5 separate regions of the Mus musculus genome follow, and all the other regions are linked to region 4. A link is a loop called in an ENCODE intact Hi-C map of the cell type or tissue named here. Cell type or tissue: heart. All regions are shown on one strand.

Region 1 (5,000 bases), 74 kb before region 4:
CGTGCTGAAGTTTTCAATGCCCTGGATGATGATCGTGAACCCCGACCGTCTTTGTCTCATGAGAACCTTCTAATTAATGAATTAATTAGGGAGTATTTGGAATTCAATAAATATAAATACACAGCCTCTGTCCTCATAGCAGGTAAGTGGTTATTCAACACTGGAGAAAAGATCTCCTTTTTTTCCCTAATTCTTAGAAAGCATTTAGCCTGAATATGTAATTTCATGACTGTGTCAGGCAGGTGACTGAACACTTAATATCCATGAGCTCTTGTCATAGCATGAACAAGTTCTGTTAAGCTTTATGCTGTTGGTGAAAGAGCTAGGACCTTCTACTGCAGGTTCTCTGTAGTGGTAGGAGCGCTTTGGCCCAAGAGCTCTCTGGATTCACAAATGGAAGAACGCACGCGCACGAGCGCTTCAGTTACTTTTGATATGCCTTGACTAGTTCAGTGGCTGGGCACTTCTAAACTTCCCCCGTGACTAGCACACATGCCCCTCTGGTATTCCTGAGTTAACAGCTTTCTATTTATTTATTTATTTATTTATTTATTTAGGTTTTTTGAGACAGGGTTTCTCTGTGTAGCTCTGGCTGTCTTGGAACTCACTCTGTAGACCAGGCTGGCCTTGAACTCAGAAATCTTCCTGCCTCTGTCTCCCAAGTGCTGGGATTAAAGGCATGCACCACCACTGCCCGGTGAGTTAACATCTTTTAAAATCTATATTTCATCTCTGCTACCCTGTTACCTTCTGGGGAACTCACCCTATAGGGTCCTCATTCCTTTCCGCCTGCATGGCTGGAAGGTTTTTCTCTTGCAGCTCTTGAATCTGATCCTCCTCCTTCCTAGTCATGGTGATTCTCGCCTCCCTCTCGCCCGTCTCAGTCTCCTGCCGGAGCAGTCTAAAAGTCCTGCCCTGTCTCCCCATTCAGCCAATGGCTGTACAGCAATTCTTTATTATTACTCGAAGCCAGCTGAGGACAGGGACCCCTCAGTCTAGAGGCTTTTTGGGAGCTCAAATAAGACAGAGCTCTGCATGTGATATTAAGCATACATTCTCATAAAGGATAGTGATTCTGCCATGCTGAAGGATCTCTAAAGATAGTATCACTGTCTGTTTCCCTCAGTTTTTTATAGCTGGCTGTATAATACCTTTAACACTCCAGAGGAGAGCAAGAAAAAGGAAAAAAAAAATGAAAACCGTGTCAGTTAGGTGTGTTGGAATTGAGTGCCCCTAGGATGAAATCATGACAGTGCTGTTTCATATGAAATGTTTTAGTGTTTTAGATTGGTATGCTTGCTCATGCCTATAGTCTGAGAAACTCAAGGGGCTAAAGCAGAAAGGCACTGCTTCAAAATATAAAATAGCTGGAGCTCAGTGGTGGAACATTTATTTGCCAGAGCTTAATTCCCCGTCACTGGTAGGAGGCTCGGGGAGGGGCGAATGGGAGGTTGATGATGGGACATGGCTGAGTTTCTGTTCATCAGGTTTGCTTTTTTCAAAATGTCATATATATGGAAGTCTAAAGGCGTTTGATACTTGCCTCACTTCACCTAATATAGTGCACTACAAAGCATTAAAGGTGGTGGTGGCACACACCTTTAGTCCCAGCACTTGGGAGGCAGAGGCAGATGGATCTCTTGAGTTCAAGGCCAGCCTGGTCTACAGAGTGAGTTGCAGGGCAGCCAGGACTACACAGAGAAACCCTGTCTCAAAAAACCAAGCAAAATAAGCACTGGCAGTTGGGGCTGACTTTGTACCTGTGGATAGGGGATGCTGCGGCTGGGCTGCTTTAGCTGCTCTATACTTTGTGACTGCCATGAATCAGATCCGCAGAAACATTTACAGGAAAGGTTTTTAAAATCTCATTTCGCCATATTGTCTGGAAAGTGAATGCTTCCTTTCAGGCAATAACCTACCACTGCTTTCACCTGGCTCTAGCATTTAATCTTCTCCCCAGGAAGATGGTGGCTCATACACGTAGCACTCCGGAAACAAGGTCAGAAGACTCCCTGCAAGTTGAAGGCCTGACTAGGACACATAGCTGAATTTGAAGCAAGTCTGGGCTAGACTGAGAGTCAGTCTAGAAATATAATAATTAATTTTAATCTTAGAATTACTCTCCGTGAATGGAATATTGATTGATTGATTGATTGAGACAAGGCTTCTTTGTGTACCCATGGCTGTCCTGGAACTTTCTATGTAGACCAGGCTAGCCTCGAACTCAAGAGATCCACATGCCTCTGCTTCCCAAGTGCTGGGCTTAAAGTCATAATCGTGAGCCACTATGGCACAACTAAAAGAATTTCTTTTTAATTATAAGTGTTCTATCTGCATTTACACTTGCGTTCCAGAAGAGGGCAGCAGGTTCCTCTGTAGATGGTCGTGCGCCATCATGTGGTTGCTGGGAATTGAACTTGGGACCTCTGGACGAACAGCCTCTTAACCTCTAAGTCATCTCACCAGCCCTAAATGTATATTTTTAAAATGAGTTATTTAGTATTACCATGTGTTTATAAACTATGGACATCTCAGAAAACACACTAAAGTCTAGTATTGTAGTTTTAGATGCAGAAACCATATTACCAATCACAAATTAAGGATAAAACTAAGTATGTGTTAAACTGTAATTAAGCTCCACATTTAATTGTTTGGGTATATGTTAACATCATAAACTCATGTATATGTTAGCTCTGTCTTGAATGTGCTGTCAGCATTCTTCCAAAATCTGAGAAATGTATCTACCTGGGAGGTATGGTTATTATCAAAGTTGAATTTGCCTTTTAGATTAATAGACTCAGTGTTTTCCTGAATTTTTCCCTCCAGAATCTGGTCAACCTGTAGTTCCATTGGACAGACAGTTTCTCATCCGTGAACTAAATGCCTTTGAAGAATCAAAGGATAACTCAATGTAAGAAGTTTTTAAAAAGAGGTTTGCACATGTTATCATCAGATCCTAATGGCATAGTGCTGGCTATGATTTATTTTAATCCAACAGGAACTTATTTAGGTTTATTGTATGTTACACATTTTACAATATCTAAGAAGTGTAGACCAAACATCTGAGGTCTCTGCTGCAGCTGAGCTCTCTGTGGCCTCTGAGGACTGAATACTTAGCCAACCTGCTTCCCTGCATCACTCCCTTTCTTTCCCTCCCTCCCCACCCCTTCCTTCCTTTGGGGGCTTCCTCCCCCCCATCAGTTTCTCACAGTGGTGGTAATTGACACAGGGCCTTGTATGTGCAGCAAGCCCTTTACCCTGAGCAGTGACCCTGGCCCAGCCCTCTACTTCTTTCTTTTTTAAGCTGCTTTTCTTTTCTTTTCTTTTCTTTTCTTTTCTTTTCTTTTCTTTTCTTTCTTTCTTTTTTTTAATAGTCCCAGCTGTCTTGGAACTCTAGCTCTGTTCTAGCTCAGCCTTGAAATCACAGATGTCCAGTTGACTCTACCTCCAGAGTGCTGGGACTAAAGGCATACACCACCAACAACTGGCTTTTTTAAACTTAAAAAAAATGTATGTATATAGGTGTTTTGTCTGCATGCATGTCTGTACACCACATACGTGCCTGATTCCCTCAGAGGCCTTGGAGCTGGAGTTACAGGTGATTGTAAGGCACCATGTGGGTGCTGGGCATTGAAGCTGGACCTCTAGAACAGCGAGTGCTCTGAACCGCTCTGAGACATTGCTCCAGCTCCTCCCCCTTCTTTCTAAGAATGACTCTTCTTGGCCTCTTGATCTTTTTTTTCTTCTTTGTAAAGCTTTGTTCTTCGAGTTGTTTCTTCTTCATATTTAACTCTTCCTCCTTCCTTCCTTCCTTCACTTCAATGTAGGAACTAACTCAGATCTCATCTCTAAACAGAGGAAAGGGGCCTTCCAGTCAGCTTCCTCTTATCCCACCTCTGCTTTATAGCTTATCATTGCCAGACCTGTTGTGTCTGCCCTCTGCTTTCACGTTACCATCCCCTTCTCTTCTGCTGCCTGCATCGGAAATTGTTCCTTCTCCTCCTCTACATGAGTCATTTCTTAGTTCCTTCCCTGTGTTTAATGCCTTTTATATTTTTCCAGAGTCCCTAACTGGTTAATTGGTTAGCTTGTACCTAGTGCCAGAGTGCACAGCTCAGAGAAACCTTTCCTTGCTGAAAACTTCTTTGAAGATTTATGTTTTCCTTCTAAAAGTTCATGGATTTTTTTCATTTGTTTTTGTGGTATAATTATATTTTAATATAAAGTTTTTTTTTTTAAGATTTTTAAAAATTTATTTATTTTATGTATATGAGTACACTGTAGCTGTACAGATGGTTGTGAACCTTCATGTGTTTGTTGGGAATTGAATTTCTAGGATCTCTGTTCGCTCTGGCCAATCCTGCTCGCTCTGATTTGCTCAGGCCCAAAGATTTATTTACTATTATACATAAGTACACAGAGCTGTCTTCTGACACACCAGAAGAGGGCGTCAGACCTCATCACGGGTGGTTGTGAGCCACCATGTGGTAGCTGGGATTTGAACTCAGGACCTTCGGAAGAGCAGTCAGTGTTCTTACCTGCTGAACCATCTCACCAGCCCTGAATTGTTTTTTAGTTTTTTAGTTTTTTGTTTTTTAAAAGATTTATTTATTTATTATATGTAAGTACACTGTAACTGTCTTCAGACACTCCAGAAGAGGGTGTCAGATCTCATTATGAATGATTGTGAGCCACCATGTGGTTGCTGGGATTTGAACTCAGAACCTTTGGAAGAGCAGTCAGTGCTCTTAACCTTTGAGCCATCTCTCCAGCTCCCTCCCCCCGACCCCCAAACTGTTTTTGTATATGCCATTTAACTAAGTCTCCCTCAGTGCTGTCCTGTCCCTAGCATCAAGTATGGGTCCTGAGTTTTTGCAGCACGTTGCAATACTGACTTCTTTTTTCTCCACACAGCTTCCCATCCCATGTTTCTTGTGGTTCTTCACTGTCATAAGAGTTCCCCAGACTTACTTAGTCTTTCTTTCTTCATTGACTCCTTT
Region 2 (5,000 bases), 210 kb before region 4:
TATCTCAGGGCATGGTTCAGGTCCAAAGGCTGTGGGCACACGCACACCCATTCATATATTCCCTCTCTCCCTCCTCCTCTCTCCCTCCCTTCCCCCCACCCCACCCCCCACACCCTCTCTCACTCTCTCCACAGGACCCACCCTGTATCAGGCAGGAGCAGCAGGGGACAAAGAGAGCAGAGGCCTGCCTGGTCTCCAGGGATAAAGACAAAATGAACCACAGGCATGGAAGTAGTATTGGGATAGGGGAAGACAGTGTAGAGAGAATGCTAATGCAGAGTTGAGAAGACTATTTGGGGAGGAACCTCTAAGAGGGAGACAGAAACTACCAAGAGTGTGGACGAGGGGATAGTAAGGCCACCACACTACCTGCATTAGAGCCCATTGTGTGTTTGCAGTACTGGGGACTAAATTCAAAGCCTCTGCACACTAGGCAGGCACCCTACCACAAGGCTGCATCCCAAGCCCTTGTCTTTTAAGGTAAGTTCTTGCTGTATAGGCCAGGCTAGCCTAACTCTTCCATCTCAGCCTCCTCAGTGCTGGGCTAACACACACACACACACACACACACACACACACACACACACACACAGAGGACGCATGAAAGCAAGCCCAAGGATCAAAGACTTGTCCAAGGCCACACTGTCAATCAACTGAAGTCCTGGCCCTGGGAGAATACCTTGTTCTTCAGTAGGCCCATGGGACCAACCACCTTCTCAAAGATGTGCTTCCCAACATGTGCATCCACAGCCGAGAGGGGGTCATCAAAGAGGTAGATGTCAGAGTTAGAGTACACAGCCCGGGCCAGGCTCACACGCTGCTTCTGGCCCCCTGACAGGTTCACACCCTAGGAAGACAGTGGGAAGAGTGGGTTTCTTGGGATCCCCAGGACCCCAGAACCATACAAAACAAGAATGGGGACAGAAGAGCTGCTGACTGGGGCACCTGGCCCCCAGCACATACTCAGGGGAGGGAAGTAGACAGTCAGGCCTGCTGGCACGTCTATCAGTCCAGCTGCTCAGAGCCTGAGGAGGCAGGAAGACGGCAAGTTCAAAGTGAGCCTGGGCAACATCTCAACTGAAAAGTAAAAGAAGGGCTGCGGGTGCAGCTCAGTTACAGAACATGAGCCCAGCCTGTCCCGGGGTCTGTAGTGCCACAGAAAGAGGAGGAAGCGGCAGCTAATGGTATCTTAAAACTCATCAGCCTATAGAAGAGTCTATAGAAGACACAGTGTGGATGACAAAGATAGTATTATTTGTATACCTATTATATTATTAGGCAGTAGCTGACACACCTACTGTTGCTGTTAAGTGTTCTGTGGTGAGCTTCACCATGAGCTACCATTCCTATTAAAGTCACAGAGTGAAGCTGGCGGCACCCAGGGCACTTCACTCACAGAGGAAGGGTTCAGCACTGAGCAGCAGCAACCAACTTCCAACAATGAGGGACCAACACTGTGGCCATGTACAGCTCAAATGCCCAGTGACACCTACTGAGTAAACTGACCCAATCTGTGCCAAGACTGATCCTAGTAGCCAGCTCCCATATATACATATACATATACATATAATATACATATACATATGATATACATATACATATGATATACATAGACACATATATAGGCAGAGCTAGGGATGGGGCTCGGGGCCTTTGCCCATACTAAACAAGTATTCTACCATTAAGCCACATTGCTATCCATTTTTAGTATGTTATTTTGAGATGGGATCTTGCTGGTTACCTATTCTCCTGCCTCAGCTTCCTGCATTCTGGGATGATAGGCCCAGTTAAAGAAGATCCCTTTAGTCCCTGCATATTGAACTGAAGTAGACAAAATCAGTCAACCCTTGACTCCCTTCAAACTCTGGCACTGAGACTAGAAGGGGACAGTCAGGTATCTCCAAGTGCGAGATCCCAGCATTAACAAAACGGGAAAGGCTGATAAGCAGGCTGCCAACCAACCCCCAGCCTGTTTCGAAGACCCTGGCAATCCTGCCTTGGATCCCACATAATACTTAGACCCTTCGGTTTGCTTGGCACCTCCAACCTATTTAAACAAGGGTCCTAGGCAACCCAAAGGATCTCCAGGTCCATGCCAAGTAAAGACACCATGCATCAAATAAGCAAGCTGGGGAGAAGATCCTTGGCTGGAGACTAGGAACAGACAAACTCAGCTCTCCCAAGAGGTCCCTGACACTGGAGGTGGCTGCACTTCCAGCACACACACAAGACAATCACTTGCCCCACAGCAAATGGGCTGGGAGTCTCGTCCCTCTTCCAAAGTGGCAGCAGAACAGGGGACAGGAGGGACTTAAGAATCTCTTTCCCTGGGACTCGGCATCAGGCAAGTCTGCTGGCCTCCCTGAGCCTCCCTTTCCTCAGCAGTGCATTAGGGATCAGAGCAAACCCCTCTCATGAGCTACCATGCAGATGACTTAGGTTAAAAATGTTAGTATGGCAGCAGAGAGAAGTGGGTACCAGCTAGTCTAGAGCCGTCCCCATCATCAGTCCCCATCATCACTCGTATGCACATCCCCTAGGTACACTGTGACCTTGTCTTGTCCTGCGGGTGGCACAGTATGTGGCAAAGCACAGCATACCTTTGGCTTTTATTCTCTTACTCTACATCACCACGTGAGAGGCTCCCACTTAGATGGCGACTGACACCTCAACTAAGACCACAGCACCAAGAGCCATATGGTGGATACCCTGGCCAGACTTACATAGCATGGCAAAAGGAGCTTAGCCACAGGCTAGAGACAGCAGGTCCCTGACAATCCACTCACAGGCGGTCCCAACAAAGTTTGTCACACAGCAGCAGCTGATGCTGCCAGCTGTACCCATGTCACACTCACCTTCTCACCGATCTCTGTGCGGTCCCCACTGGGCAGGATTTCCAAATCTGGAAGAAGGGCACAGGCTTCCATAACTGCCTTGTAGTAATTTTCCTGCAGGGGGTGCCCAAACAGTATGTTCTCTCGGAGAGAGTCATTCTGAATCCAGGCCTGCTGGGGCACGTAGGCCACGGAGCCCTGTGTGGCAGGCAGTGGAAAAGACAGACAGACTTGATAAAAAGACAACAGCAGACACCTGCCTGTGAAAAGAACCAACTTCCCAAAACACACACAGCCAGGATAAGAAGAAAGGAGGGCACTGATCCACTGGAACAACAGACAAGGAACAAAAGAATCCAACTCCTTTAAGGGACAGAAAGGCCAGCTTGACTGGTCAAGGACAACTCATGGGACAGCAGGACAGCAGGAAAGCAGGTGTCAGGGATTAGTTCACACATGGCTAGTGTCATGCCCACCTTTATCAAAAAAAAAAAAGGTGATAGAAAGTCACAAAGGATTCTAAACTACAGGAATAGAAATCAATGACCTAAATCTGTATCTAAAATCTCAGAAAAAAAAAAGACCAAATTGCTATTTAAACATTCCAGTTTCTATGAGCCTCAAGTGTCAGGACCCCTCAATTGTACAGCTCAAAAAATACTCAGCCATAGGCCATGTCTACCAAGACACTGGGGAAAACTAACACTTTCAATATACTTTCTGAAATCACCAGCTATAAATAGTTCTTGGACACAGGGCACCAGTGCCTGGGATGGCAGGAACCCAGGAACTATGAAACAGACTGCAGCATGGATCTAATGACAAACAATTTCCCTTTGTCAACCTTGGGCATGTTGGAAGAAACAAGCGAGCACATCCAGAAGCAGCAGCTATCTGCCTGGACCCAGATGCTGCTCACTTACTTCCAAAGAGCACTGAACCAGCAAGGGGAAGATCTGGATTGAAATCAAACAGTGACGTAAGACCACATCCCCACACTCGAGTTCTCAGGGGAAGGGGATGCAGATGACAGGCAGGTACAGGCAAACACATCTGGCACAAGCTGGCTCAAGCAAAATAGCTGGGGTTGTATTGTGTTTTTTTATCCCCAGCTGCTCCAGAGGCTGCTGGTGATACTCTGGATCTTATTTACATAGCAGGCAAAGGCCTCCAAGGGAATAAAGCACTTGTAGAAAAGTCCCAAGAGACTCATTTTCACAGCAGCCGTCAACTCACAGAAAGTTTAGCTCAGCTCAGAGCATGCTGGGCCTTGAATTGCTAAAGCCACACGCTTTCCCTCCAGGCCCGTATTAAGAATTCAAGTAACACTAAAGATTTAAAATGTGTTTCTTACACCAGGTTCTGAGATTATTCCAGCCACATCAATCAGTACTGAAGTTATGCCCTATTTACAAGATTCAAAAGAAAGAAGAAGCCAGAAGGTTCTATCCAGAGACCACAGGATGAAGTGAGAGCGGGGGTTGGGGGAGCCTTCCCTGACAGGATGCTGGGAGATCCTCCAGAGTCTTTACCCCTCCTTCCCTCTGTCCGACATTTTCAGGCAGATACATCATTGTATTTTGGTCATATTCACCATTGTGCCTCTCCCTTTCTTGGTTTCTTCCTCCCTCAAACAGCCCTTTCTGCTTTCAACACACGCACACGCACACGCACACGCACACACACACACACACCCTCGTGTATTATTCAGCCAGGAAAACAGGAAAATGGTTGGGGCTGGAGATCATGTGAAGTGAAATAAAACAAATTCAGAAGGAAGGCAAGAGCCATGAACAAGCACTCCTCGGCAGTACATCTAAGCATTCACGGCCTGTTGACTGAGCAGCTATCACATGTCACACTGGCCAAGGCACTGAGCAAAGAAAGAAGTGGCTGTCACTGAAACCTTGCTTTCCTAGATGAGCCGAGATGGCTGCTTCTTTTGACAGTTTGTAAGAGACACTGGGCTGAGCCTTCCTCCCAGACCATCTCTCCCCATCCTGGTCCCCATCCTACCTTGAGAGTCACATGTCCCTCCACCTTGTCCATCTCAGCCAGCAGGGCTGACAGCAGAGATGACTTCCCGCAGCCTACCTGGCCCACCACGGCCACAAGGGCTCCTTCAGGAATGGAGAAGGTGATGCTGCAAGGACACAATGAGGAGCC
Region 3 (5,000 bases), 55 kb before region 4:
ACAGACAGAGGGGGGTCCCTGGGCTTTGCTGTCCGGCTCTGCAGTCTAGCAGCCTAGCAGAATCAACAAGCTCCATGTGCAGTGAGAGATGCTCATAAAATAAAATGGAGGGGCAACTTATGGACACAATGTTGACGCCCACACTCGAGAATGTATACACAGACACAGTGTAACCACCAGCCATGCCATGAATGGACCCAGGTTGGAATCTCAGCTCCTCTGTTAACCTTGCTCTTATTGGCCAGATGATATATACTCTTTCAAACCTGGATCCTCAGCAGTAGATGCTGACGAACCTACTTCATGCCATCATTCTGGGCATTAGATGTAAAGAAAGCAGTAAAGTTTCCCCTTTCTTGACTGAGGTGATGAGGTCTGAATTCCATCTCTAACACTTATATAAAGACACCCAGACGGCACTGGACAACAGACACACTGTAACCACCAAGCATCCCAGCCCAGCTGTGAGAGACTGTCTCAAAAACAAAGTAAAAACAACAAAATCAATGTCAGATGTGCACACATTGGATCCCAGCATGTGTAAAGCAAGTTTGTTGCCAGCCTGGTTTACACAGAGTTTGAGGCCAACGAGCTAGAACTGTGTATACAGTGAGACCCTGTGGTAGATGGGTCCTGAGAACTGACATCTGCGATTGACGGGTGTGCACATCTACCACATGCACAACACAGTTTCCATTAAAAAAAAATGCTAACACTAATTGATTGGGGAGCAGGGTGCCCTACTGCTTACACGTGAAAGTCAGAGAATGATGTGTTCCATTCAGTCACGTGGCTCCTAAGGATGGAACTCAAGGCAGTCTTGGGCAGCAAGTGCTTTTGACCAGTCTTACTGACCCAGTCTCTCCTTGTACTGAAATTAGTTTTGTTTCAAAATTGATACCATTCTTTAAAACTCAGCTGTGCTCCTTGGAATTGACTTCACTGAGGCCTGCTGCGGGAGTGCCCTTCCTTCCTAACACGGGGATGGCAAGCTCTGGGCTGGTTCCAGACTGGGATAGGTGCAGGTGGGTCCTGGGCTTCCCTCTTCCATTCCTCCTGGGCTCAATGCCCAGACGGTTTCCATTCCTTTTACGTGCAGCTGCGAAGAGGCTTTGGGGAAGCAGCCTCGTCCATCATGTGGAGGGCTCCTCCCCCACCTCTACATCGAGGCAGCCAAGCTGCTGTCCTTGGCTCTGTGTATTGCTGCCCAGTGAGGCTGGGATGGGGTTAGGAATGGGGATGGGGAGGACCAAGATCCAGATGTTTTCAAGTCTGAGAAGCAGGTGAGCTTGGTCCTGGACGGATATGGAAGGGGTCCAGATGGGCTGGGATATGAAAGGCCACACAGCACCCCTGTTGGCTTTGTACACAGTGATCCGTAACTCAGCTCTCCAGAGTGAACATTGGTATTAAACAGTACTGAGCTTGCTAAGGACCCTCACAGGACTCAGTCTTCTGGCCTGCAAAATAGGGCTGGGGCAGGTTTGGCCAGAATCATCCTTGGGTTGGAAGAACCAGCTGCACCTGGGTCTGGAGCTCCTGTCTGAGCACTGGGGTCCCTATACCGCCCCGCGGGCTCAGCGGGAGGCTGCGCGGGACCATATTTAGTCAGGGGGAGCCAGAGCCCCGCTGGTATGCCACGCTGGGAATTCCTGTTTCGAGAATTGCGCCTGGCCTTTTTGGGTTGTCTCCCGCCCAGGCCCAGGAGGGAGGACCAGCCCGGGACCTCGAGGGTCCGCGCGCGGGGAGCGAGGCGTCCCCGGTCTGGCGTGGGGCCAGCTCTGCCTCGACTTCCTTTTATGGCCTGAGTGGTGTGTGTGCAAGGGGGGGGGGAGGGGGAGGGAGAGAGAGAGAGAGAGAGAGAAAGAAACTGACTTTAGGGACATAACAGATGAAATGATAGAGACAGAACAAAAATCGTCACAGGGAAATCAAAGCTAGAGTGTAATGGAGAGTGTGTCAGGTCCGACAAAAGAGACAGGGAGACAGGGACCTAGATCCATACAGGGCTAAGGGAAAGAGATTGAGAAGTATCCCTTGCTGAGGGGGGACAGCTGTGAACTTGCGGGGGACCAGCAAGTACCCCGCATTCTCTTAGGGTCTTAGCACGCATCCTCCAAGTGCCATAATGCACTCTTTCTCCAGCAGCACCCCGCTTTTCAACGATGTTCAGAGAAACCACGTTATTGGTTCCAGGCACCCTGGGATTATATTTAATTTTGGTTGTAGCATGAATGGAACTGCAAAGAACAAGTTAGGAAAAACAAGTTTCCCTTTCTTTTCCCACACATTCCCAGCAGTCACTGGAGGATATGCGGTGACCTGCTTTGCACCTTGCAGAGTTCAAAAAAAAAAAAAAAAAATCACCTTTCCCCTCCCTTTGCTAAACACAACCGCCCTCAGATCTAAGAGGTGGCAGGTGAATGAAGAGGGGATGAAGGAGAGTGGGAGGTATCAAGCCTCCAGTATGTATGAACAGGAAGAGGTTAAAATCCAGCTGGAATGGACCTAGGGGGAGAAATTCTCACGTTTCCCTACAGACTCTGTATACCGGATTCCTTTTCTGTAAGGACCCAGGATCTGGGTGGCTACAGGGAGCGAAGCCTGAGGCTGTGGGTCAGTGCGGCTCTGTTCCTCACCTGCAGGGGGCGCCGCGAAGGGAAGAGGATCCTCCCACTCTCGGACGTCCGACAGCCACCTCCCCTTTCCACTCTCAGATAGCGCTGACTCTATAAAGCCAGGCGTCCGAAGCTTACAGAGAGATTTGGACCATCCCAGCCTGGGATCAGTGCCAGATCCGAGCTCTCCATCCGGTGTCCTCCTGCTAATCCACCCCCGGAGTAGATCTGTAAGTAGAGTTGGTCCCTTAGGGGCAAGCCTGGGTGGTGGGTTTAAGCCTTCTAAAGCATCCTCCTGGGAGTGGGGACTCCAGGGGTCCTGATTGTTATCTCTTATAAGGACAATGGGAAGAAGCCGGGTACAGGATCATTCTAGACCTCCTGTGATTACTCCCCTCCCCCCCCCCACTACCCACCACGTCAAACCAGCATCCCCAGGTTGCCCATGAGCAGAACCACCTGGGAAAGTGGAGTAAGCAATTAAAGATTCTGGTGGCTGGGCCCAATTCCAGGTATTTTAAGACTAGAGTCTAAAAAACAAAATGGTCTACTTAAAAACCAACCAGTGTTTATAGGCTGCACAGTGGACAAATGTGCTGTGGTAGAGCACTGCGGGTCCTGGGTTCAAATCCCAGTATTTGGGATGGTGATCGGAACCCAAGGTTAGTCTGACTAGGTCATGGGATGGATAATCCACTGACCATTGCACAAAGTAACTCAGAAACATGGGTGAAAGTGTTGATAGTTCTGAGCACAGGCTGTGGTGTGTGTGTGTGTGTGTGTGTGTGTGTGTGTGTGTGTGTGTGTGTGTTTTCCATCTACTTAGGTGATTTTGCTGTGGATTGTTACTGGTAGACAAGGCTGCTTATTGTAAGATATGGCTAGTTTCTTTCACTCTGTTCCCTTCCAGACCCCAGACTCTGTGAATTAACAAGGGAGTTCTTCTCCTGGTTGGTTAGGGCCTCAGATGTCCAGGTGGGTGCGGAGGCTCCATTTGCCTCCCCACCCCCAGGTGCACCGAGTGAGCAGGCGCTGGGTTTGGGGCTCCTCAGTGGGAAGGTTACTCTTAGGACAGAGAGAGGAACTAGCAGGAGAAAGTTCTGCGATTCCAGTTCAGAATTGTTTGGAAAGCACCTTTCAAAGTTATGTCTGTCAGAGAACAAAAGAAACCTTTTAGAAAGCCGGGACTAGGCTGTTTAGGTTCTACCTCTAAGAACTGCGAGAAGCCATGGAGCTTGCTGGGAAAGAAGGGACGTCCGGCTGTGTTCAGCACACTGCTCTGCTCCGTTCTGTGTCCTCTGGTGAAGGTTCTTCTCTTGCTCAGTTTACTTCAAGATGCTATTTTAGACTTGACTTAAAGAAAGAGAGCTTGACCATACAGGTCCAAAAGTCTCTCATGGCAAGGAACACCTTCTCTTTTTTGATGTGGTTGATGGCACACTTAACAAGCCAGGTACTTAACAGCACTTCAGTGGAATCAAGTTATTTGAATCATTATATACACTTCATCACGAAGTTGATCATCTTGTCGTGACAGCTCTTTGTCTTTCCTGAAAACCAAAATTTGTTGGACTCCTGTTTCTGGTGGACTCCACCACTTTTTGAAGAAGATTGAAACCTTCTACCAATTTAAACTGACAAAGGCTGTTCCCTAGAGAGAAACAGATGTGGTAGGAGTCCATGAGGCTGGGTGACCCCAAAACACGCCCGTGCTGAGCCACCCTGGAGAAACCTGTGGGTTTGCTTCATAAGCACTATGGACTTTCATTGTTATATCTGAAATAGAGCCTCTCTTCCGTACAAGGTAGTCACTATGGATTTATCATTACTTTTCTGTGAGAGGCTGGGCTGGAGGCAGACATGCCCTTGTATGGTAGTGTTTTCTACGAGGCCATCCCCAGCCCCCTTGGCCAATCACCCAGCCTTGCTATGCAGCCTGGCTGGCTTGGGTTCTGGGTGCTTCACCGTCTTTCCCTGTAGAGATGGGGGGCACTTAGAAGACAGTGAGGCTCTTTTTTCCCTCTCTCTTCTTATTTGGAAGTTCTATTTGTATATTTTTTTCTGGTGGAAATTAGCTCCTGTCTTCCATACATTTAATAAGAACAGGTGGTATTTACATCTGATGAACCATTGAGTAATTTAGAAAACTATATCCTATTTCAAATACTCAGAAGGTCTTAACCACATTATTTTGCCAGGTATAGTGGCTCATGTCTATAATACTAGCATTTGGAAGGAAGGCTAAGGTGAGAGAATTAATGAGAGTTTGAGGCTAACCTGGAATACATAGCAAGTTCAGGCCATCCTGGACTACAATAGGAAACACTATCTCAGGAAAAAAAAATGGGAAAAAAAATCAAACCCCAGCCTAATGGTGCGCAA
Region 4 (5,000 bases):
TGCTTTTGGAGAGCTTCAACAGCTACACATTTTTATCCAATGGCTTTGTGCCCATCCCAGCTGCACAAGATGATGAGATGTTCCAGGAGACACTGGAAGCCATGTCTATCATGGGCTTCAATGAAGAGGAACAGCTAGGTGAGTTTCATACCTTGTATCTAGTAAGCTGGACTTGTGATGCTGGGGGATTCCTTACTGGCCCTCATCTCGTCAGGATGCATGGCTACTCTCTGGGTTTCCTACCTCCTGAAAGGAGGCAGAGAGGGAGAGAAGAAAGACCAAGAGAAGGAAAAGTGAATCCGTCCACATGTGACTTATTAGGCACATGACTCTTTTGGTTGCAACTGACCCAAATTGGCTTAAGAAAAAAAAAAAAAGTGATTCGCTCTGTGTTAGTTATCTCTGTTACCCTGGTGACACTGGACAGGAACAACTTAAGGAAAGGAGGATTTATCTTGGCTCATGGTCTCTAGGGTCTCATTCCATCATGGAGGGAAGGCATGGTAGAACTGTTCAGACCATGGCAGCAGGAATATATAGCAGAGCTCCTTAAATCACAGCAGGCAGGAAACAGAGTGGGAAGGAACTGCCCCTACAAACCTATTTCCACAGGCCAGGCCCTACCTAAAGGCTTTCAAAATAGCATCATTAGCTGGGGACCAAGAGCTGGGACGATAAGCTTATGGAGGATAGCCCAAAATCAAACCAATCAGTCCAGCATTGGAAGACTCAGACATGCTGGCTGCAGGTTCTAGGTTCTCGGGACTTAGAATTTCTCTTAAAAGCTGGTTTCTGGTCCTCCGTTGTTCAACACCACAGTACCTATTAGGCTGTAGTTTTCTTGACAACAAATGCAGTTTGTTACAGCCTTCGGGTTTGTAGCCACAGTGTAGATGGGGCTCGCTATTATTGCCCTGAATAGTGGTATCTCACTAGCTTGTGTTGGTGGGCTTAGGTGAGTGTGTGCGTTCCATGGTTACCTATGATGTTAGGAACACAGGACAGAGAGGTATAGGTGCTAAGAGCAGGCTCTTAGGGCTGAACACAGACACATCAGACCTGAATAAGGTGATGCAGGGTCTGCAAGGCTCTTCCCGGGAACTCAGCTGTGTTGACGAACTGATACTTGATGATAATCATTCCACAGTTGGCTCTGGAGCCCATTCACCCCCTGCTGGCTTCAGTGCTGTGGCTCCAGAGACACTTCCTTCTGGCTCAGACCAACTCCAGCATTCAGAATTAACTAGGGCAGGACTATGGTAAACTGGCCTCCCTTTCCACACCCTCTGGGGTCCCAGAAATATCCAGTTGCTACAGTGAGGACTATAGGATAGGCTGGTCCGTATAGAATAAATAGCCTATGGTCCAGAAAAAGAAAGTTCTAGGAGCTACATAGCAAGCTCAAGCAGACAGGCGTATAGACTAAGACCGTGTCTCAGAGACAAAATTAAACAAGCAAACCACTCATGGAGGCATACACCTTTAATCTCAGGACCACACAAGCAGAGTCAGAAGATTCTCTGTGAGTTCCAGGCCAGCCAGGGCTACACAGAGAAAATTTGTCTGAAAAACAAAACCAAAATAACAACAACAATGCAAACAAATGAAAACAGAAGAAAGCCAGGTGGTGGTAATGCACGCCTTTGATCCCAGCACTTGGGAGGCAATGGCAGGCAGATCTCTGAGTGTGAGGCTAGTGTGGTCTACAAAGAAAGTTCCAAGATAGCTAGGGATGTACATAAAAAACCCTGTTTCAAAAACAAAAATAGAAAAAGAAAATATCAAGGAAGACTTAAATCAGTGATGGAACATATAGGAACCAAATGGAGCAAGGGTTATCCCGATTGCCTTCTGTGGTGGTACATGCCTGTAAACAGCACCTGGAAGGGTGAGGCAGGAGGATTGATCTTAAGGTCAGCCTGAGCTAAGCAATGAGATCTGTCTGAACGTAGGGAAATACGCCAACAATCAATGCCCACAAGATAAACCAACATTTCCAGCTGCAGAGGTGGGCACTGCTGCCATCTACTGGTGAGTGATGGGGGTGCTGCTAAACATCTGTGGATGTACTGGACTGCTTTCTGCCCAAGAATTTCTACTGAATCAGCAAGGCTGAGCTGGCGTTAGACGGCGCACCCTCCCTCTGCAGGCACTTTGGCAATACCTAGCTTAGAGTTGTACTTTTGAGCACCTCTAGGCCAGCATATCCTAGTTCACAAAGTTCCTTTTGTGGGTGTTAGTAGGAAAGAGAACACCCTTGGCAGTGCCTTGTCTGTAACAGCTTCACAGTGAAGAGGAGTGGGGGTGGGAGTGGGTTGGTACATTAGCAACTGAATCTTTCTCCTCTTGACTATGTCTGGGCTTGTGGTATGAGGTCATCTGCTGTGAAGGAGACAAAACCCATGGTTTGGCCTGGGGACCAAAGGAAGATGGAGTTTCTAGGCTTTGTTACTAGGACATGATAACTTCTTGGTGACTGACTCCACAGTTCAAGTAGGTCTATTGGCAATCATCAAACACACCCTCTGCTCCTCCAGATATTCTTTACCTACCCATCTCTATCCATCCTCTATTTATCCACCCATTTACTCTATCCATTCATCTTTAATCCATCCATTTATGCATCTTTCATTCATTCATTTATCCATCTCTGCTCAGGTATCCATCCTCCATCCATTTATCCATCTATGCATCCATCCTCCATCCTCCTCCATCACTCCTACATCCACCCACCATCCATCCTCCATCCATTCATTCTTTCATGTATAATAGTCAGTGAGCTATATTTGGCCCATGACTGGAGCTTACAAGTCCCTGCTGCATAAAGAAATCCCATGTGATACAAGGTTTTCCAGCAACTTCCTGGCAATACTCATTTCCCACATTCGAGCATCTTCTTCTGTAAGTCAGGGAGTCAGACAATCTTGTCCAGACATGAGAACTCAGAACTCGGTCTACAGAGGGATGCCGCTGCTTGACTCTTAGTGTCCAGTGATGATTAGATTGATGGCTTTCAAAATACTTTGGCTGCTACTGACTAACCAATCCACTCTTCTCTCCCTACTTCAGCCATCTTGAAGGTAGTATCATCTGTCCTTCAGCTTGGAAACATTGTCTTCAAGAAGGAGCGAAACACAGACCAGGCATCCATGCCTGATAACACAGGTACTTGTCACTTTTCCCAGTGATGATAGCTTCTGGAATAAAGAAGCAGGTCACACTCAGGCACTGGTGGTATAGATGTCCTCCTTATCTATGGCTACACATGGCAGTCAGCTGTGGTCTAAAAGTACAAGTCAACACAAGGAGAGAGTATGACAGAGAACAGCCACCTTTGTGTGACTTTTATTATAATACACTGTTACAATTATGTCATTTGTTGTTACTGTAATTGTTACTTTAATAGTAGTACTTCTTTTGGAGACAAGGCCTCAGTGGATAGCCCAGGCTGGCCTGGAACTCCCAGTTCTTCAGCCTCCAAGTGTTAGGATGGCAAGTACGCTTCACCATGCTGGCTACCTGACTTATTCCTAATTCCTGTTGTTAGCTCCTCATGGTACCTCCTGTTTAAGTTAACTTTATCAGAGGTCTCTATACAGGAAAGCATCAGCATGCATAGGGCTGGCACCATCTCAGTTCCAGTCATTCACTCAGTCTTGGGCATATGCCCCATCCCTAGGGGGGGCTTTCTGCTGTCTCTGCCTCTTCCTTCAAGTGTTTCATGGCTGCAGATCCTACAGCACAAAATCAGAAACTCAGTGGTTCCAGCCAGATGGGCCCTCACGCATGGGTCACCTCTTCTGAGCTCTCCAATGGTTTATGTATTGAATAAGCATTTCCAAGCAGTTGCACTCTGCCAGGCCTTAAGACACAGCAGAAAGAAAGCCAGCTCAGTTCTTCTTATGGTACAGCCTTGGTGAGGAGCCAGGCCTCAAGCTCCTTGCAAATGAAGGGTCCCAGATAAAGCACAGGTGGTCCAACTGAACCCAGTTTTCAGTCAAGCCATAACACTTTCCACCACAAGAGTGTTCCCTGGGCAGAGCAGGCGGCTCTGAGGTCAGAGCACTTGTTGCTCTTCTAGAGGACCCAAGTGCAGTTCTCAGCACCCCGGTTTGAAACCTCAAAACTGCCTGTCACTTCAGCTCTCAGATATCCATCACTCTTTTTAGCACCCACATGCATGTGTGCTTACTCACACACATGCATAAACAAAAATAAAACCCTTAGAAAGAGAGTCTACTATAAAGTGTTATTTCTCTGAAATTCTTATTTAAATTAAAACCCTGGTTACCCTCCTCTGGATTTCCCACCACTGATTCTGGCCATCTTTCTTGAAAATACTCAAAATTTTCTGTCTCTGAGAGGATCACCTGGCTCCCATCACTCTTAGTAGTAGCTAAATATCCGGTTTCTAGTTTTGGGGCCACCACAGACTCTGTATTATATCACTGTACAGCCCCACAGAGCCAAGTCTATTGGACATATATTGTGTAGTAACCCGCCACCCCTAAATGTGACATATGAATAAGATCCAGTTCTCCATGAGAATCCAGAGACATGAACAGATAGCTTGTGAAGCAATGGAGGACCCACAAACTTTAGTACTATCTGCACCCCATACCCCCCCCCCATGTGATAGACAAATCTTTGTGTGTGGGAAGCAGCTGGGACGTGGTTCTGTATGTTTTTGAAAATAAGTTTTTAAATGCAGAAATATATACAATGATATAACGAGCCACATGTTTATGACCTGACTAGACATATATGAATACATTTTAGTTTTCCTTTTTCTTCTTTTGTTTGAAGTTGTTTCTGTTTCTTTACCTTTTGTTTTTTGAGGCAGGGTCCCACAGAGCCCATGCAGGGCTCAAACTCCCTGTGTGAGCAGAGATGACCTTGCACTTATGGTGCTCCTGCCTGCATGTCCCAAGCGTGGGCATGACGGATGCGCACCACCACACGAGTGCATGAGCATTTCTTTAAAGAGAATTAAACAGTAG
Region 5 (5,000 bases), 260 kb before region 4:
TATTTTCTTGGAAAACTTTTTTCCAGCCCTTTACTCTGAAGTAGTGTTGTCTTTGTGACTAAGGTATGTTTCTTGTATGCAGCAAAATGCTGGATCCTGTTTATGTATCTAACCTGTTAGTTAGCATCTTTTTACTGGAGAATTGAGTCCATTGATGTTGAGAGACATTAAAAACCAATGATTGTTAGTTCCTGTTATTTTTGTTGTTGGGGTGGTATTGCATGTGTATGTGTATGTGTATTTGTATGTTTATGTGTATTGTATGTGTATGTGTGATTCTCTTCTTTGAGGTTTTGGGGTGATTAATTTCTTATGTTTTCTTGGATGTACTTACCTTCCTTGTGTTTGAGTTTTCCTTCTAGTATCCTGTGCAGGGCTGGATTAGTAGAAAGATATTGTTTAAATTTGGTTTTGTCATGGACTATCTTGGTTTCTCCATTTATGGTGATTGAGAGTTTTGCTGGTTATAGTAGCCTAGTGTACTGGCTAGTTTTGTGTCAACTTGACACAGCTGGAGTTATCACAGAGAAAGGAGCTTCAGTTGAGGAAATGCCTCCATGAGATCCAACTGTAAGGCATTTTCTCAATTAGTGATCAAGGGGGAAAGGCCCCTTATGGGTGGGACCATCTCTGGGCTGGTAGTCTTGGTTCTATAAGAGATCAGACTGAGCAAGCCAGGGGAAGCAAGCCAGTAAAGAACATCCCTCCATGGCTTCTGCATCAGCTCCTGCTTTCTGACCTGCTTGAGTTCCAGTCCTGATTTCCCTTAGTGATGGACAGCAATATAGAAATGTAAGCTGAATAAACCCTTTCCTCCCCAACTTGCTTCTTGGTCATGATGTTTGTACGGGAATAGAAACCCTGACTAAGACACCTGGGCTGGCATTTGTATTCTCTTAGGGTCTGCATGACATCTGTCCTGGATCTTCTGGCTTTTATAATCTCTGTTGAGAAGTCTGGTGTAACTTTGATAGGTCTGCCTTTATATGTTACTTTGTCTTTTTCCCTTATGGCTTTTAATAGTCTTTGTTCTGTGCATTCAGTGTCTGATTATGTGGCAGGAGGATTTTCTTTTCTGGTCCATTCTATTTGGTGTTCTCTAAGCTTCTTGTACATTTATGGTCATCTCTTTCTTTAGGTTAGAAAAGTTTTCTTCTATGATTTTGTTAAAGATGTCTTCTGACCCTTTGAACTTGGAATTTTCACCCTTTCCTACTTCTATTATTCTTAGATTTGGTCTTTTCATTGTGTTCTGAAGTTCCTGGATATTTTAGGTTAGGAGCTTTTTACACTTTGCATTTTCTTCGACTGATATGTCAATATTTTCTATAGTATCTTCTATGCCTGGGATTCTCTCTTCTATTTCCTATATTGTGTTGGTAATGCCTCCATCTGTAGCTTCTGATCTCTTTCCCAGGTTTTCCATCTCCAGTGTTGCCTCCATTTGTGATTTCTTTATTATTTCTATTTCTATCTTTAGGTCTTGGAACATTTTTTTCAATTCCTTCACCTTCTTGGTTGTGTTTTTCTGTATTTACGAGATTTATTTGTTTCTTCTTTAAGTGCTTCTACCTGTTTGCCTATGTTTGCCTGTATTTCTTTAAGGGAATTATTTACATCCTCCTTAAAGGCCTCTATCATCTTCATGAGATGAGATTATAGGTCAGAATCTTGCTTTTCAGGTGTGTTAGGGTACCCAGGGCTTGCTTTGGTGGGAGAATTGAGTTCTGGTTGTGCCAAATTTCATTGGCTTCTGTTATTTATATTCTTGCACTTGCCTCTTGCTATCTGGTTATCTCTGGTGTTAACTGGCCTGGGTGTCTCTGACTGGAGCCTGCCTCCTTAGAGGCAGATATAGCTCTGTGACCTGGGTTATAGCAGGACTCCTAAGAGGCAGGCACTGCTGTCTCTAGTTAGGAGAGGCCTTCTGTGTCCCTGATTAGAGCAGCCTTCTGTGTTCCTGATTAGAGCAGACCTCCTGTGTCCCTGGGTAGGGTACACCTCCTGTGACCCTGGGTAGGGTGAACCTCCTGGGAGAAAGGCAGGCTTTGGGGTCTGGGAACAGGATCTGCCCCAGTTACAGATGAAGATACAGGCCAGAAGGACTACGGGGATCAGGCAGAGCAGGATAGATCCCAAGTCTGCTGGGCTCTTTGGGTACCCAGCTGGCATGGGTATTGGGGCAGGGATCTCACCTGTATCCCTAGTTATGGTCAACCTCCTGGGAGACAGGTAGACTGTGTCCCTTGTTATGGTAGACCTCCTGGGAGACAGGCAGGTTGTGGAGTGTTTGAGAGAGGCAGACATGCAGATCTGCCCCAGATGAAGGTACAGACCAGAAGCTGTGCTATTCTTAATAGGTTTTTAAAACCTAGCGGTTTGGCAAATATCCAATGAAATCTTATCCAATGAAACCTTGTCCAATGAAACTTCATCCAAATATGTATAAACCAAATTTGGTGTCCTCAATCAAACACCAGAGGGAGACAAAGGCACATAAAACTCCTGATCAGTTCAGAAACTTGACCTTGTCCTATAGGTCTTTCACTTGCTAAAGTTACACCAAGATATTTTATATTATTTGTGGCTGTTGTAAAGAATGTTGCTTCCCTAATTTCTTTCTCAGTCTATTTACCATTTCTATAAAGGAGAGCTACTGACTTATTTGAGCCAATTTGCAGAAGGTGCCACCTGAAGTTCTCTGGTAGAATTTGGAGGGTTGTTTGTGTATACAATCATACATTGACAAATAGTGATACTTTGACTTCCTCCTTTCCAATTTGCATCCTCTTTATCTTCTTTAGTTGTCTTATTACTCTAGCTATAACTTCAAATACTATACTGGATAGAGAGAGAGTGGGGAGCCTTGTCTTTTTTCAGATTTTAGTGGGGTTGGCTTAAATTTCGGGCCATTTAATTTTATGTTGGGTATTGGCTTGCTGCATATTGCCTTTTATGTGCTTAGGTATGTGTCTCATATTCCTGGTCTCTCCAAGACATTTAACATGAAGGAGTGTTGGATTTTGTCAAAGGTTTTTTCAGCATTTAATGAGATGGTCCTGTAATTTTTTTCCTTGAGTTTGGATTATGTTGATGGATTTTCATATATCGAATCATCCCTGCATCCCTGGATGAAGCCTACTTGATGTTGGTGAATTATGGTTTTGATGTGTTCTTCGATTTGGTTTGCAAGTATTTTATTGATTATTTTTGCATCAGTGTTCATAAGTGAAATTGGTCTGAAGTTCTCTCTCTTTGTTGAGTCTTTGTGTAGTGTGGGTATCAGTGTAACTGTGGCCTCATGTAATGGGTTGGCCTGGTGCAGTTTGTATTCTAATATTAATAATGTTATAGATATTGTGTCAATTTAAGGGATAATTTACAAATAAGTATAGTTTTGGGGCATGAAGGAAACTAAATAGAGAGCTTAGACTCTGGGATTTCTATCTTTCCTTTCCTCTTCTCTGTCCTTTTCTTCTTTGGTAAAGGGAAAGAGTTGAAAAGAAAAAGGGGGATAGAGTAATATTTTTTTAAAAAATCAGACAAATAGAGATGGATTGTGTATACATAAACAACCCTAAAAATTCTATTATTAAACACAAGCATTTTATAACCATAATTTTTATATGTTGATGCAAAATTGAGTTTATGTTGTTTCATTGTACTGAATTTGTATATTGATAGAAATTTTCATTTATATAAAGGTTACAGTTTTCATTGGTATAAATCTTTGTATACTGCTATCAAATTTAAGTTTTATTTTATTACTCTTAGATAAGCATTGTATTTATCCAACTCACTTAAAAATACAAGGCTTAGTCCCAATATTAGTCACTACTATTACAAACTGTTTAAAATAATTCAATAATGCAAGTTAATATTCAGAGAGTCAGACTCATGGTCTTATTAGATACTAATTTAGTTAATTACAATAAAATATTTTCAAGGTTACTCAAATAGTAAATAACTAAAAATAATCAATGTTTAACAATTCAGTTAGGCTATATATACTTCAAAACGTCAAAGATCCACAGAATATAGCATTAAAAATCATTTCATTATTAAACGATTTTTCATTAACTCCTTTTTTTTCCTTTTTTTTATTAGGTATTTTCTTTATTTACATTTCAAATGTTATCCCATTTCCTGGTTTCCACTCCAAAAACCCCCTATCCTCTCTCACCTCCCCCTGTTCACCAACCCATTCACTCTCCCTTCCTAGCCCTGGCATACCACTACACTGGGGCATGGAGCCTTCACAGGACCTAGGGCATCTCCTCCTATTGATGACCAATTAAGCCATCCTCTGCTACATATGCAACAGGAGCTATGAGTCCCACCATGTGTACTCTTTGGTTGGTAGTTTAGTTCCTGGGAGCTCTGGGTGTACTGGTTAGTTCATATTGTTGTTCCTCCTATGGGGCTGCAAACTTCTTCAGCTCTTTGGATCCTTTCTCTAGCTCCTTAATTGAGGACCCCATGCTCAGTCCAGTGGTAGGCTGCAAGCATCCAACTCTGTATTTGTCAGGGGCTGGTGGAGCCTCTCACAAGACAGCTATAATAGGCTTCTGTCAGCAAGCACTTGTTGGCATCCACAATAGTGTCTGGGTTTGGTGATTTTATATGGAATGGATCCTCAGGTGGGGCAGTCTCTGGATGGTCATGCCTTCAGTCTCTGCTCCACACTTTGTCTCTGTAACTCCTCCCATAGGTATTTTGTTCCCCCTTCTAAGAAGGACCAAAGTATCCACACTTTGGTCTTCCTCCTTCTTGAGTTTCATGTAGTTTGTGAATTGTATCTTGGGTATTCCAAGCTTCTGGGCTAATATCCACTTATCAGTGAGTAAATACCATGCATGTTGTTTTGTGATTGGATTACCACACTCAGAATGATATTTTCTAGTTTCATTCATTTGCCTAGGAATTTCATAAATTCATTGTTTTTAATAGCTGAGTAGTAGTATTGTATAAATGTACCAAATTTCCTGTATCCATTATTT

What was found. Hi-C counts contacts between places; a loop is a spot of excess contacts. Peaks named below come from ENCODE experiments on the same cell type or tissue, not always from the same donor. Only the 100,000 strongest peaks of a DNase experiment are listed, where the experiment ranks them.
Region 1: it touches region 4 in a loop (5-fold over the local background); 9 of 42 quality-filtered maps call a loop at or near these places.
Region 2: it touches region 4 in a loop (5-fold over the local background); 9 of 42 quality-filtered maps call a loop at or near these places.
Region 3: a loop joins it to region 4, with 6 times the contacts of the local background. A loop is called at or near these places in 11 of 42 quality-filtered maps.
Region 5: it touches region 4 in a loop (9-fold over the local background); 29 of 42 quality-filtered maps call a loop at or near these places.

The regions. Positions count from the first base shown.
Region 1 is chr16:14,308,958-14,313,957 of GRCm38, reverse strand. It overlaps Cep20 (centrosomal protein 20), which reads left to right. Exons shown (of 5, transcript NM_025345.2): 2 at 1-142; 3 at 2,827-2,911. Among named protein-coding and RNA genes, the nearest start is that of Cep20, 5.9 kb to the left of the region's middle. In heart, a CTCF peak has its summit at 2,357 (motif pointing right); no DNase peak of the experiment used is centred here.
Region 2 is chr16:14,443,325-14,448,324 of GRCm38, reverse strand. It overlaps Abcc1 (ATP-binding cassette, sub-family C (CFTR/MRP), member 1), which reads right to left. Exons shown (of 31, transcript NM_008576.3): 16 at 4,851-4,977; 17 at 2,856-3,032; 18 at 680-847. Among named protein-coding and RNA genes, the nearest start is that of Abcc1, 84 kb to the right of the region's middle. In heart, a CTCF peak has its summit at 2,950 (motif pointing right); DNase peaks (open chromatin) are centred at 2,854 and 3,624.
Region 3 is chr16:14,289,124-14,294,123 of GRCm38, reverse strand. It overlaps Myh11 (myosin, heavy polypeptide 11, smooth muscle), which reads left to right and starts at 2,716. Exons shown (of 41, transcript NM_001161775.1): 1 at 2,716-2,848. In heart, a CTCF peak has its summit at 2,637 (motif pointing right); a DNase peak (open chromatin) is centred at 2,743; H3K4me3 peaks cover 1,474 bases; H3K27me3 peaks cover 4,861 bases.
Region 4 is chr16:14,234,534-14,239,533 of GRCm38, reverse strand. It overlaps Myh11 (myosin, heavy polypeptide 11, smooth muscle), which reads left to right. Exons shown (of 41, transcript NM_001161775.1): 9 at 1-138; 10 at 3,070-3,165. Among named protein-coding and RNA genes, the nearest start is that of Myh11, 54 kb to the left of the region's middle. In heart, no CTCF peak of the experiment used is centred here; a DNase peak (open chromatin) is centred at 2,083; H3K27me3 peaks cover 4,216 bases.
Region 5 is chr16:14,491,195-14,496,194 of GRCm38, reverse strand. No RefSeq gene overlaps it. Among named protein-coding and RNA genes, the nearest start is that of A630010A05Rik, 69 kb to the left of the region's middle. In heart, a CTCF peak has its summit at 2,475 (motif pointing right); no DNase peak of the experiment used is centred here; H3K27me3 peaks cover 274 bases.